Linked DNA regions of Homo sapiens: region 2 is linked to region 1. The links are chromatin contacts, found by Hi-C or POLR2A ChIA-PET in ENCODE. All regions are on one chromosome and are shown on one strand. The core of a region is the stretch at or near the end of the contact, and the rest is flanking DNA. Distances in the headings are between cores, read along the strand shown.

The links. Hi-C counts contacts between places; a loop is a spot of excess contacts on that map. ChIA-PET counts read pairs that join two places held with the same protein, here RNA polymerase II (POLR2A). Pooled maps may share reads with other maps.
Region 2: POLR2A ChIA-PET joins it to region 1 with 11 read pairs in activated CD8-positive, alpha-beta memory T cell. The contact joins two enhancer-like sites. A Hi-C loop is called at or near these places in 2 of 50 pooled maps. POLR2A ChIA-PET finds 5 or more read pairs at or near these places in 5 of 52 experiments (A549, AG04450, MCF 10A and 2 more).

Annotation. Positions count from the first base shown.
Region 1 is chr1:165,854,971-165,861,139 of GRCh38, forward strand. All of the region lies in intron 1 of UCK2 (uridine-cytidine kinase 2), which reads left to right. Among named protein-coding and RNA genes, the nearest start is that of UCK2, 30 kb to the left of the region's middle. RefSeq lists a silencer at 2,042-2,336 and an enhancer at 5,943-6,169. Within about 2 kb of position 2,146, at least 5 of the 41 ENCODE cell types and tissues checked have a DNase peak (open chromatin) inside an H3K27ac peak, as active enhancers do.
Region 2 is chr1:165,908,612-165,914,826 of GRCh38, forward strand. It overlaps UCK2 (uridine-cytidine kinase 2), which reads left to right. Exons shown (of 7, transcript NM_012474.5): 7 at 1-3,007. Among named protein-coding and RNA genes, the nearest start is that of MIR3658, 3.8 kb to the left of the region's middle. RefSeq lists a silencer at 3,301-3,595. Within about 2 kb of position 2,605, at least 3 of the 41 ENCODE cell types and tissues checked have a DNase peak (open chromatin) inside an H3K27ac peak, as active enhancers do.

The DNA of each region.
Region 1 (6,169 bases), core at 896-3,395:
ATAATTTTCTAGATACTTTGTACACATGACACTGAAAAGAGAGGGACATATTCTGTAAAGTAGCTCACTGGGGGAAAATTACCATTGCTACATTTTCAGCCTTAAATTGTAAGGAGTGCAGATGGTTAGCCAGCCTATGTTTCTCCCACCCACCTTCGTTTTAAACTATCCTACCCTGGAAAGATGGATGCTTATAAAATAAATGAAAAAGACTTTACCTTTAGAATGACATAGATTGTGATTGACAGGTCCAGGTAGCTCTTGTGTATGTGAAGGGGAGTTATATAATGTATTAGGCTTTCTTAATTCATTCCACAAACACCTATTCCTAGTTCTTGTCTGAATCTCCATTTATTTTGCAGCAAAGATGTCCCCAAATAAGGTGCTTATATATAGCAACAGATTCTACTTCCTTACATTTTGTTTCAGGACAGCTCACACAGTTTTTTTAACACATTTCAATGGGCCCAGAATCCATCGTGGTAGGAAGTAAAACTGTTTTTACATATATATTCGGTCACTTCCCAGTTTTTTCTTTTCTTTTTTTTTTTTTTTTTTCTTGCAAGCTCCTTCTGTCTGGGCTGACTGAGACCCACATAACATCTCAGCCAGCTGAGTTGGACATTCCCGGGTTTCTGTTGGTGTCTGAATATGTGCAGAGCAGTAGAATATGTGCTACTTGAATCTTGCTGTGCGTGAGCTGCTGGAAGTCGCTGTGTCTGACTAGTGTGTAGAAGCTGGGGCTACCTGTGATGGGGAACATGAATATTCGAGGAGCACAGGTGGATGTGGGGTGGGGACGTGGGGTGTGCATCGTCACAGAGCCAGCCTGGCCCTCTGGAGAGTTGGAACCCTGTTTCCTTGTCCTGGCCAATGTGAAACCTTGGGAATAGTTGCAGAGTAGAGAAATCAAAATACACAATCTATTCTCTGCTTGGCCTTTTTACGCCCTGGTGCAGATTGACTAACCTGTGGTTTTTGATCATCTCTGGTCCAGCGGTTGGGAATCTGTGCTGTCTATAGCATCTGAGTGTTGTGAGAATAAAATGTGAAAATAGGTATGAAAATATATATAAACCATAAAGAATTTCCCCATGTTAAAATGATGTGTGTCTTCCAGTGTAGAAGGTTTTATCTTTTCTATATCTGTATATATAAAAAACATTTATTACATATTATAAGATACATATGTCTGCATTCAGATGATAAAACTAAGGCCCGGAAATGAAAGTATCTTCCCAAGCTCACACAGCTAATCAGTGGCCTAGCCAGTGCTTGAATCTTCTCTTTGAATTCTGATATCTAGTAAGCTGAGTGGGGCCCATTGAAGCAGTAGCCAAATTATGGTACTAAGTACCGTCTGATACATTAATTTATTCAGCAAACATTACGTGCCTGTTGTATCCCCAGCTCCTGGTATTTTGGGTATTAGGTGATTTTTTTTTTTTTTGTCATTAAAATTTCCTCCCCCCACCCCCACCCCACAAGTAACTTGTAATGAGCTTCAGAGGCATTTAGCTTTAAAACAAAAATCTTCCTCCCTCTTTTTAACCACACTACCCTTGGTTCTTAGTTTAAAAATTTAGTTGACATTCCTGTGTGTTTTTATCTTGCAATTGGCCGGAGGGTTATTTATTAGGAAAAGAGATTTTGAATGATTTCAGTAAGTGAACTAGGAGTTGTGATACACGATTATATTAAATTGCTTATGGTTAGTTTTCCAGGAGGTGATTTAATTGTTCACCTTCCTAAGTCTTCAGTCTTAGGCTTATCCAGTGGGAGCTGGAAAGCTTTAATAGGCAAGTTTATTGGAACACACTTCCAGAGTCAAATGTCACTCTTGGCAGCTGCAGATGTCAACTGGGACAAGTATTCAGAGCCTGAGAATTAAGGATATGTGTTAAATATGGCCCTCATAGGCGGCCCCAGGGTTTTTTTTTTTTTTTTTTTACTTTTGCGAACATGTTGACAGAGATGAGGCTCAGAAGGCAGGTATACATGTGCCTTGTCTTCATTCTCTGCAGAGAGAATGTTTTTAGGGGCTTGGGAAAGTATTTCAACTCGAAGAAAGGACTTATAGTTACTAGAATCTTCACATCTGCTTTCTCGAGTGACCTTGAGTCAACCACAGTCTTGTGGGGTAGATGGTATTATTCACCCCTCTTTTGTTACATATTAACATGACAAAACTAAGACTCAGAGAGGAAGTGCCTTCCCCAAGCACATGCAGCTAGCCAGTGGCACATCCAGTACTTGAACCCTTTTCTCTTTGAATCATGCTTTGTACTAAGCTGATCACGGTCCACTGTAGCAGTAGGTGACTTATGGTACTAAGTACCATCTGATACATTAATTTATTCAGCAAACATTGAGTGTCTGTTGTATCTCTAGTACCTGGCATTGCAAAGATGAGTAAGGCAGTAGACAGATAACTGACATAACCCATGACAGTGCAGTTGCGTAAGTGGCATGATCTGGAGTGCAGAGTACTGTGGGGACACCCATGAGGGAGCCACAATTGCCTGGGGTAGGGAGTTGGAGGAGGCAGATGACAGGAGGTAATGACTGAGCTGGAGCTGGAGGGATGAGCAGGAGTTAGGCAGATTGCAAAGGGGGTGCGGGCATGTGCTGGGTGGCATTTCCAGACAAAATCGGAGGGCTTGGAACAGCAGTGTGTGCTCACACCTGGTACGTAGCAGGAGTGAGAGGCAGGAACAGCAGTTTGAGGCTTGACAGCCCTGTGTGCGAAGCGAAGCATTTGAATGATGTCTCATTACCACTGTATACCACATGTCCTTCCCCTGCAGCTTTGGCTGACATCTGTCATTCTACCCTACTCCTGTTGGCCTTACTTTCTCCCTTTTACCCCTCTCAACGTTTGCTTTAGGCTGTCAGTGTTTACTGCACCCCATAAAAGGTTAGATCCTCCCACCAGGCCTGATCTGACTACTAGGAGAGACTGTCTGTATCTGCTGGAGGGATTGAGAGAATTGGTACAGAAGGAGTTTTGTGGATCATGACATCTAGAATTAGCACTCTGAGAAAGAGGGAGTAAGCATGGTATTAGGATTGGAAAAAGGTTTTTTTCCTTTCAGACCATTACAAAAACTCATGAGTTCAGGATGTATCAGTTGTGTGAATAAGGTGGATGTTTGAAGACCCCACTAGCATGTGTTGAGTTTACAGCCACTGTGCAAGATGCATCTTAAAGATTGATAGTCTGTGCACTTTTATCCCGAGGTGTGAGGTACTGGACCTCTGTCATAGGGGAGAGAGTAGAGGCTCAGAGAGGTTAAGTAACCTGCCTGAAGTTGCTCCACCAGTAAGATATGGAACCAAGGATTCACATGTGGGCTGGCCAACCTCTTCATGCCCTGTGCCTCCTATGTGTGTAGGTGGGTCTGTCACTACTGCCCTGGGTGTCCTGCAGAATGGCTGTGGTTCCCAGTCCACCCCCTTGGGAGCCTTGCCTACATTAGCTCGATTTGCTGACAGGTGAACAAACAAGCAACCAGCTGCTCTGATAGGCCTGGGAACTTGTCCCCGGAGAGAATGCCCAAGTCCAGGAAGGTTATGCCAGGTCATGAAGCAGAAGTGTCTGGACATGTCACACAGTCTGCTGAGCCAGCAGTGCCCACTTCATAGCCCTTTCTGTAGGGCCCCTGTGTTGACTCCCTGCATGGTACTCGTCCCTTAGCCCAGGAGAGGCCCCATGGGAGGAGGGAGAGTTGCAGCAACTTCTGGACCCTGAGCCATAGGAACTTCCCCTTCCCAATCTCTGAGAAGATGTTCACAGTGACCTGGCCAGGGTCACTGCAAGAAAGAAAATGGAATGCTGATGGGGCAAGGGTGACAGGGAAGCCAGGCATTCCAGCTGTGTTCAAAGCAGTGACAATGACTGTGGGAGCGGGTCCTGTTTTATATATTCATCATTCTGAGGCCTTCAGGGACTATTTTGTTAGCTACATAAGTGTTGAAAGGGCTGCGTAAACCAGAAATCAAATTCTGTAGATTGGCATCTGCTGGATAAATCTTCTGCTGGGATTGCTACAACATGTTGAATAACCGTGTGTTTTGAAGAATGAAAAAGATAAGACAGTTCACTGAGTTGCAACGTTTATGACACAGGGAATGGAGGACTGTAATTAAATCTACATAAAAAGGCCATGTTTTCCAAGTGTACTTTGAACTTGGGGCAGGTGTTCTGAGTGGGTGGGTGCATCATCTCATTTCCCCCTGCGGAGGAGGCTGCTGGCAACCTGGGAATGGAGGTTAACACCATTTGTTACCCCTGAAGTTTCTGGATGTCTAGAGGAGGACCCCCTTCCTGCGCCCCGCCCCTCCATGCACCAGTCCAGAGCTGTGGTCTCCTTCCTGTGTTGGAGACTCGCTGCTGGTCCTCCGCTGGTGTCTGAGTTGGTTAACCTTAACTGAACCCCTTAACTGAACTTTTCTTGTTACATGTATTCCAGCTCTCAGTGAAGTGACATTCTGCCCTCTGGGCCCAGATCCCTGAACCCTTCCCTGCATTTCAGACCTAAATAGCACCCTGTCAGAAAGATCAGTGGGGCCGGGAGCTGTGGCTCACGTCTGTAATCCTAGCACTTTGGGAGGCCAGGGTGGGTGGATCACTTTGAGCCCGGGAGTTTGAGAACATCCTAGGCAACATGGTAAAATTCTTGTCTCTACAAAAAAACCCACAAAAAATTAGCAGGGTGTGGTGGTGCATGCCTGTGGTCCTAGCTACTGGGTGGGGAGGAGTAGGGGGAAGCTGAGGTAGGAGAGAATCACTTGAGCCCAGGAGTTCAAGGCTGAACTAAGTCATGAGTGAGACCCTGTCTCAATAAGATCAATGGGTTGGAAGTGAAAGTCCCTTCCCAAACTCAACTCTGGGGAAGAAGCTCTTGCCTTCTCTGGCCCTCCCCTGCCCACCTTGTCCACCCTGCTTTGCCCATCACAGCAGGCCTCCCGTTCCACTGCAATAACCCTCCCCACTAGTCTCCTTGTGCGGGACCAGTCTTTACTCTTCTTTGGGTTGCTGTTTGCGTCAGGGCTCACAGCTTTGAAGGAGGTTCAAGCCACCATCATATTTTGCTATAGTCCAGACTGCTGGACATTGATCAGTCCTCTGTCCCCACCTTAACCCTGTGCACGCAGTTGCACTGCGGGGCAGATTCAAGATGCTCACCCTGTGTCCCACTGCTTGTTTTCAGGCTGTGTTGATCACACCTGCCTGCTGCCTTTCAGGATCACCTTCTTAGTTCTTTGTATCCACCTTTGTCCCCACCCTCCACAGCCTTGTCTTGAAGGCCACATACCACACCTTTGAAGCTGCCCTCTTCCTGTTGAAGCCTTCCTTGCTTTTCCAATTGCTTTTCTACTGTTGACAAAAGTAGAGGGGACTGTGACCTAGGGTTATAATTCATCTCCCTGCAGTTGTGCATGATGTTTGTGCAGAGTGAATTCTTTTTTTTTTGAGACAGGGTCTCACTTTTTGAGACGGGCCTCACTCCAGTTGCCCAGGCGGGAGTGCAGTGGTGCAATTGCAGCTCACTGCAGCTTCGACCTCCCAGGCTCAGGTGATTCTCCCACCTCAGCCTCCCAAGTAGCTGGGACTACAGGTGCACACCACCACACCTGGCTAATGTTTTGTATTTTTAGTAGAGACAGAGTTTCAACATGTTGGTCAGGCTGGTCTGGAACTCCTGAGCTCAAGTGATTCATACGCCTCAGCCTCCCAAAATTCTGGGATTACAGGTGTGAGCCACAGCGCCCCGCCCCAGAGTGAATTCTTAACCTTATCTCATATCTATTCGCTATTCTTGACTCCCTTGTTTCTATTATAATCCTTAGAGCCGTGGTGGTCAACTCCAAGAGAGTAGGAACCAAGTCTGCATGATTTGCCTAAAATACTTGATACTTTACTGGGAGTAAGTATAATACTTGAAACTGCTTTGTTGAGAAAAATAAAAGAAAGCATCTGTCCAGTCTACTATAATAAAATAGCTTAGACTGGGTAATTTATAAACAACAGGAATTTATAGCTCACAATTCTGGAGTCTATGAGGCCCAAGTTCAAGGCACCAGTAGATTCAGTGTCTGGTGGGGGGCCCATTCTCTGCTTCATAGTTAGTGCCTTTTATGGTCTTCACTTGATGGAAAGGGCAAA
Region 2 (6,215 bases), core at 1,355-3,854, 54 kb after region 1:
TCCAAGAAGCCAGAGCTGCCTCTTTCCTTCCCTGGAAGAGATTTTATGGGATCGCTTCCTGATAGAAGATGGGAAGGAGAGGGCAGAACTTTGCCTGCTGTCATATCTGAAGAATCACTGGTTCTTTCTGCATCCCAGGGGCGTAACTGATCTGACTCCTTGGGCTTTTTCCTGTATTGTGGAATATAGAGTGGACCATTGCAGGCTGGGTGTGGGTGAGGGCTTCGGTAACTGATGCCGGCAGCAGCGCCTCATGGAGTGGCAGGGGAGCTCTGTCTGTGGAGGGGTAGTAGTTTCCGCTTCCTGGAGGTTTGCAGTGAGGTGAGGAGAGTAACTTTGGTCAGGGATTCTCACTAGCAGCGTCATGGCCAGGATGCTTTACTTATTTGCAATACCACCTAGTGGATATGGCAACTGCAGAGCATAAAAGGGGCTCGGAAAAGCAGTTTTTACAAAGTATTTAAAAGGAGAGTATTTAAATCATAGGTACCTAAGTTGGAGCCTGAGGTTGAAATATTTGGGGTGGAGATTTCTAGCTTTCCTGAGAGCTGCTGCTTGGTGGTAGTGTTTTCTCTGGAAGTACAGATTCCTGACATTCTGGGTGGAGGGGAGCCCAAGTGAGCCTGAAGGAGTTCTGATTATAGAGTCCCGAGCCTCAGTTTCTGACTGCAGAAGAGCCAGAGATGTTCATTTCATTGTTGACCACCCTAGTGCTTGGTGGACTGTGCCCTTAGCTATCCCACTGTGGCTGCCATTGCCAGAAACATTTTGGAGAACCTTTTCTTCCCATTGCTCTCAGAGCCTGTTCGAGCCATTCAGGTAAATTGGTCTCCATTATTACCTGGTCACACCAGATTTTCCCCCAGACTCAGCACCATCCAGTCTGATTCCCCGTTTCTGGGCTCAGTTTGACTCTAAATCTGTTTTGCTATTTTAAAAAGTCAAACCTGGTCCCCAGCAGAGCTTGCCACCCGGAGACTTTCAGGAGACCGTGCAGGCTCTGAAGGGAGCTCCCAGTCACAGCAGCCGCCTACTTGGAGCAAGGGAAGGCTCCCAAGATGCCTCCTTTGAAAGCCGGTGCTCACCAAGATCAGTTCAGGATCAATCATTATCCTTGTAGTCATGCCTTGATCAGTTCTGAGATGAAGCAGGGAATGCAGGCCTGGGTTAGTATCCTGAGGACACAGGGCCCCTGGCCTTGATGGCACTGGGCTGTGCTCAGGTGAAGCCCACCCGTGTCTGGGAGAGCCTTGGCTTTTCAGTGGGCAGCATGCTCAACTTTACTTGAAGCTCCCAGGTGCCAAACCATTTAGTGCCTTGGCTGTTTATCCCACTGCCTTGGAAGATGGACTCCTCTCATCTCTGAGCCTTTACCTAGCTGCTTCCTCATCTACCTGTGGTGTTGGGACCAAGCCTCCAATATCTCTGAATAGCCCACTCCTAGCTTGGAAACAGCTATAAGGGCTGCCCTGCCCCTTGTCAAATGATCACCAATTCTTGGTGGCTTGGCTGGGGACAATGAACAGTGTCTGCTGGGGTCTGTGACACACTGTTTCTGGAACAAGGAAGGGATGGAAGGCTCTACCCCTCCGTGGCAGCCCAGCATTTGGCCAACTCTGTATCTGAACTTGAGCTTTCTATGGAACAAACAATGGTCTTAGTTTTTTAAGAGCCTCTGGGTCTCTGATTCCATGGAGAGTCAGGAGTAGAATTAGTGGACCAGAAACCATGACATTTGCCATCTAGGTACTCTGCTGTTCAGGGTGGAGGCACAGATGAGCAGAGTGGGGTGATGTTGGTTGTATGTGCATAGAAGTCCCCTGGCTCCAGAGCCATCCAGTGGTGCTTGGTTCTCTCTTCCTGCCCAGGTATTGTGTGTGGACCAAGTGTTTAGGAAACAAGCATAGAAGCATTATGTCACAGGAAGGCCTGGCCTCTCACTCCTTCACACTAATGAGCCTTCTACTGACCCAAGTTTCTTTTTCTCGGGCAGCCTGGGACCACTATGAGCAGAGAGATGGGAGTCTGTGTAAGAAGGATGCAAGTATCCTTTGATTTGGAGTGGACAGAGCAGGTCCTTGCAAAGGCAGTGGGTTAAACAACGGGATGTCTGTGGGACAGGCCAGGGAAGGAGGGCAGAGACAGGGTCTCCAGTTCACCTTGCCGCAGAACTAGCCTAATCATCCCTGCTTCTGGTCTTGGCCACTTGGCAATCATGGGGAAGTTGACTCCCCGCCTCACTTGGGCTTGGAGCTGGATACTTGTGGCCACGCCCAGGATAGGTTGCCAGAGTTTCATTAGGCCGCTGGGTCGGGCTGGAGGCTTGTGTACACCTCGGAGCAGTCGGGCAGCAGGAGGGCCGGAAGCCTGGTTGGTTTGTATATGACCTCTCTTGCCCTTGTGCACTTTCCTTGATTTAGCAACCTTGACCTGCACTGGCCCTCACAGCTGTTGGAGGGAAGTAGCCTCTTGCAGGGAAATATTTTCCCCTGCCCTGGAATCTCCTATGTGCCTGTTAAAGATTCCAGGGCCAAGAACTCGGCAGGCTGAGGAGCAGCTAGGTAGGTGGGTTATGCGGTTCAGGACTGCTTCTGGAAGGGACTGCCTGTACTTCTGTACCACCGTTGCCCTTTACACTTTGCTCAGGGCGGGGTGGGGGAAGCATTCAAACAAAACAAGGAAGGGAACTGTCTGGCAAAGCATAAGTGGATGCATCCAGAGCTCAGTCCCCTTTAATCTTTTGTCTCTGGGCGTTCTGCTGCCTTCCTCATACCGGGGACTGGCATTCCAGGTCAGCTTGGCTGTGGTCTTAGAGGCAGGGAGTGCCTACCCAGTCCTGCCTCAGGAGCAGGGTGAGTAGCTAAATACAGACTTAGGCTTTTTTTTCCCCCCTTTTAAGATGCTTGCTCCTCTCCCTTTTCTTTTTACCACCCTACCTTTATTGTTAGTGGTTACAAAGTGACCACATATTATGTACTTTGCTGTAAATAAAGACAGACAAAAAGGCTCTCGCCTTCTGTGTGATGCTTGGCCCAGAGCAGCGACCGAATCCTGGCTGTGTGGCCCAAGTGGCTCAGGAAGGGCCATGCTGTGCATGTGTGGTGTAGATGTCACTGGGCCTGCTGTCACGAAGCCTCATGATCCTGGGGTGTATGTGGGGCAGACCCCAGGCCTCACCTGGGCTCAGATACTGGTTCAGGTTAGTGGACTTGCAGTTCTTGTCAAGTGGGAAGCCCGGGCCAGGGTTTCTGGGAGCCTTTGGTTCTTAGGACAACCTGGCGCTATGTTCCCCTGATTCCATCCAGTTTACCTGGCCTCTGCCCCATTGCCTTCCTTAGGCTGGTGACCCAGCCCCTTCCTTGCTCAAACAAACCCTTTTAAAGTAAACTTTTTTGAGGGAGATGGGTGGAAGATGAGGAAAGTTTACATTATAACAACACAAACAGTTCCATGTTGTCCACACGCAGTGAATGGATGTATGTGTGTGTCTATCCCTGTTTTTCAAAGACCTAGGCTACCCACCAAAGATAGATGATTGGCTTTTGTCAGGGTGTGGTGGCTCATGCCTATAATCCCAGCACTTTGAGAGGCCAGGGCAGGAGGACTGCTTGAGGCCAGGAGTTTGAGACCAGCCTGGGCAAGAGGGTGAAACCCCATCTCTACTAAACAAAAATTAGCTAGGTGTGGTGGCACATGCCTGTAATCCTAGCTACTCGGGAAGCTGAAGCACGAGAATCACTTGAACGCAGGAGGCAGAAATTGCAGTGAGCTGAGATCACACCGCTGCACACCACTGCAACAGAGCAAGACTGTCTCAAAAAAAAAAAGGAAAAAAATACGGCTTCTCTGTTGTTTGTGGTGCCCTATCCCCTATCAGCTTGCCACCTTTCTTAGCTTCTCATTCAACTCTTCTACCACTGCCTACCAGGCACCCAATGACTGTCATTGATGAGCAGAGCCATTTTCTTTCTAGCCACTCACTCCACTCTGACAGGTGCAACCCCATCTGTGAATTTAGCAGGTTTTTAACAGGATCTGCCCTCAAAAGGTGGCTATTTTAAACAACACGCAGGTGCCCCTGCAAGAGCTAATGTAAGCATTGTCAACTTCTGGCAGGTGAAGACATTGTGTGTCACAGTGAGTGGCTTGCCTGGTGTCACACAGGCAGTGGTCGTGCAAGCCGGTGCTTAGCTGTGGTTCAGTTTCCCTCTGCACTGCTCGCAGTCTCACCTGTCCCAAGCCGACCACCTCTGGACTTTGATGCTTTGCTTGGGATGCCAGTTGGTTCTCACAGTGTGTTTCTGCACCTTTGTTGTAGTTAGAGGGGACCGTGGTACAGGCCAGTAATGCCCCAGAGTTGATTTTTTATTTTTGTCTCCCCACCCTTGTGTCACAACATCCTCTGAGCCATCCTCCAGCTCCACAGCTAGGAGGAGACGCCTGTTTGACTAGTGCTGCTTTAATCAAACCCTAATTGGGGCAGATTAAAAGAAACTTGTTAGGACCTGCTGAAAGGTTTTAAATAAGGGGTGGAGAAGGAGACTTGGGATGTGGGAAAGTGCTTTGAGAGGATGGAACCAGAGATGGATTTCTGTTATTTGGTGCTGGGGGGATGTTTAGATTTCTTTCTTTTTTTTTTTTTTTTTGAGACAGAGTCTTGCTTTGTTGCCCAGGCTGGAGTGCAGTGGCGCGATCTCGGCTCACTGCAAACTCTGTCTCCCAGGCTCACGCCATTCTCCTGCCTCAGCCTCCCAAGTAGCTGGGACTACAAGCGCCCACCACGACTCCTGGCTAATTTTTTTTTTTTGTATTTTTAGTAGAGACGGGGTTTCACCATGTTAGCCAGGATGGTCTCAATCTCCTGACCTCGTGATCCACCTGCCTCGGCCTCCCAAAGTGCTGGGATTACAGGCGTGAGCCACTGCGCCCAGCCTTTAGATTTCTATTTTAAAGCAGACTGTAATCAGATCACTTCCTAAACCCAGAATGAAGTAAAGCTACTTGCTAGATTTTGGATTGTGTGTGTGTGTGTGTGTGTGTGTGCGCGTGTGTATACACACACACACACACACACACACATATGCTTATAATTTTTTCATGAACTAAAATAACAAAATACCAAGTAAAAAAATGTGAGTTAGGACTAAACCAAGATATATGTTCTCAATTAAATGAATGGAGGTGAGGGGCAGGAGAATATGAAGTTGTGCCTTATACACACTCCCTTTTCATACAGTCAAATCCACGCTTAGCATTGCCTTTTCATATTAGGGTGTGTTTGGTCTAGATCCAATGGTGCCTATGGACTAGATCCAATGGTGCCTATGACATGGTGCCCAGAATGAAAACAGTGCAGGGTTTAATGCAGTGTTCACTGAATTCTGACTGTTCTGGTCCAGGGAAAGCCACCATGGCCTCTGCCTAAATAGCTCACATGTGATGGTGGAATTCTATGCTGAAAAGCCCAGGAGTTTTTCACCCAAGATAATTGTAGTTGTGGATGTTCTCAAGATTTCTCTTTATAATGGCATGTGCTTTCTCTTCTGTTTCTGAAATTTCCAGTTTGCATTGTAATGTTCATATTCACCTTTTCCAGCTCTCGTTACACTTTTCATTTTATCCTTAAAACAGTCCTGCGAAATATATAAGGAATGTGGTCATGCTCCAGTTTTACTGAGAAGGAAACTTGATTTAAACCCAAAGCAACTGCTGCGAAGTAGGACAGGCTGTATAGTCAGGTTGTCTGATGTGTGCCTGCCATCTAATGGTGGGATTCAGATTGCAACAGGAAGGTTGTTTTGGTTGCTGAACTTGGCATATGCTTGGCTACCATGGTTTATGAGAGTTGTTGGAATGTCCCTAGAAGTCTCTTTTTTTTCTGGAAAAAAAATTTTTTTAAGCGATGGGGCAGGTCTTGCTGTTCCCCAGGTGGGTCTTGAACTCCTGGGCTGAAGGGATGGATCCTCCTGCCTCAGCCTTCTGAGTAGCTGGGACTATAGGCATGCACCACAGCACCTGGCTTTTGGAAAATCTTTTATTAAAGTCTTCACTAGGGGAGATGGAAGCTGACCCTCTTAATTTCTCTATTGCTACCATCTGTTGTAGTGGTTCCACAAGATGGCCATCATAATCAGTGGGTGGGCTTGTTTAAAAACTTTAGTGGGATCCATTCCTGAGAATTCCAGGGAGGGAATTTTTTTTTTTTTTTTTTTTTT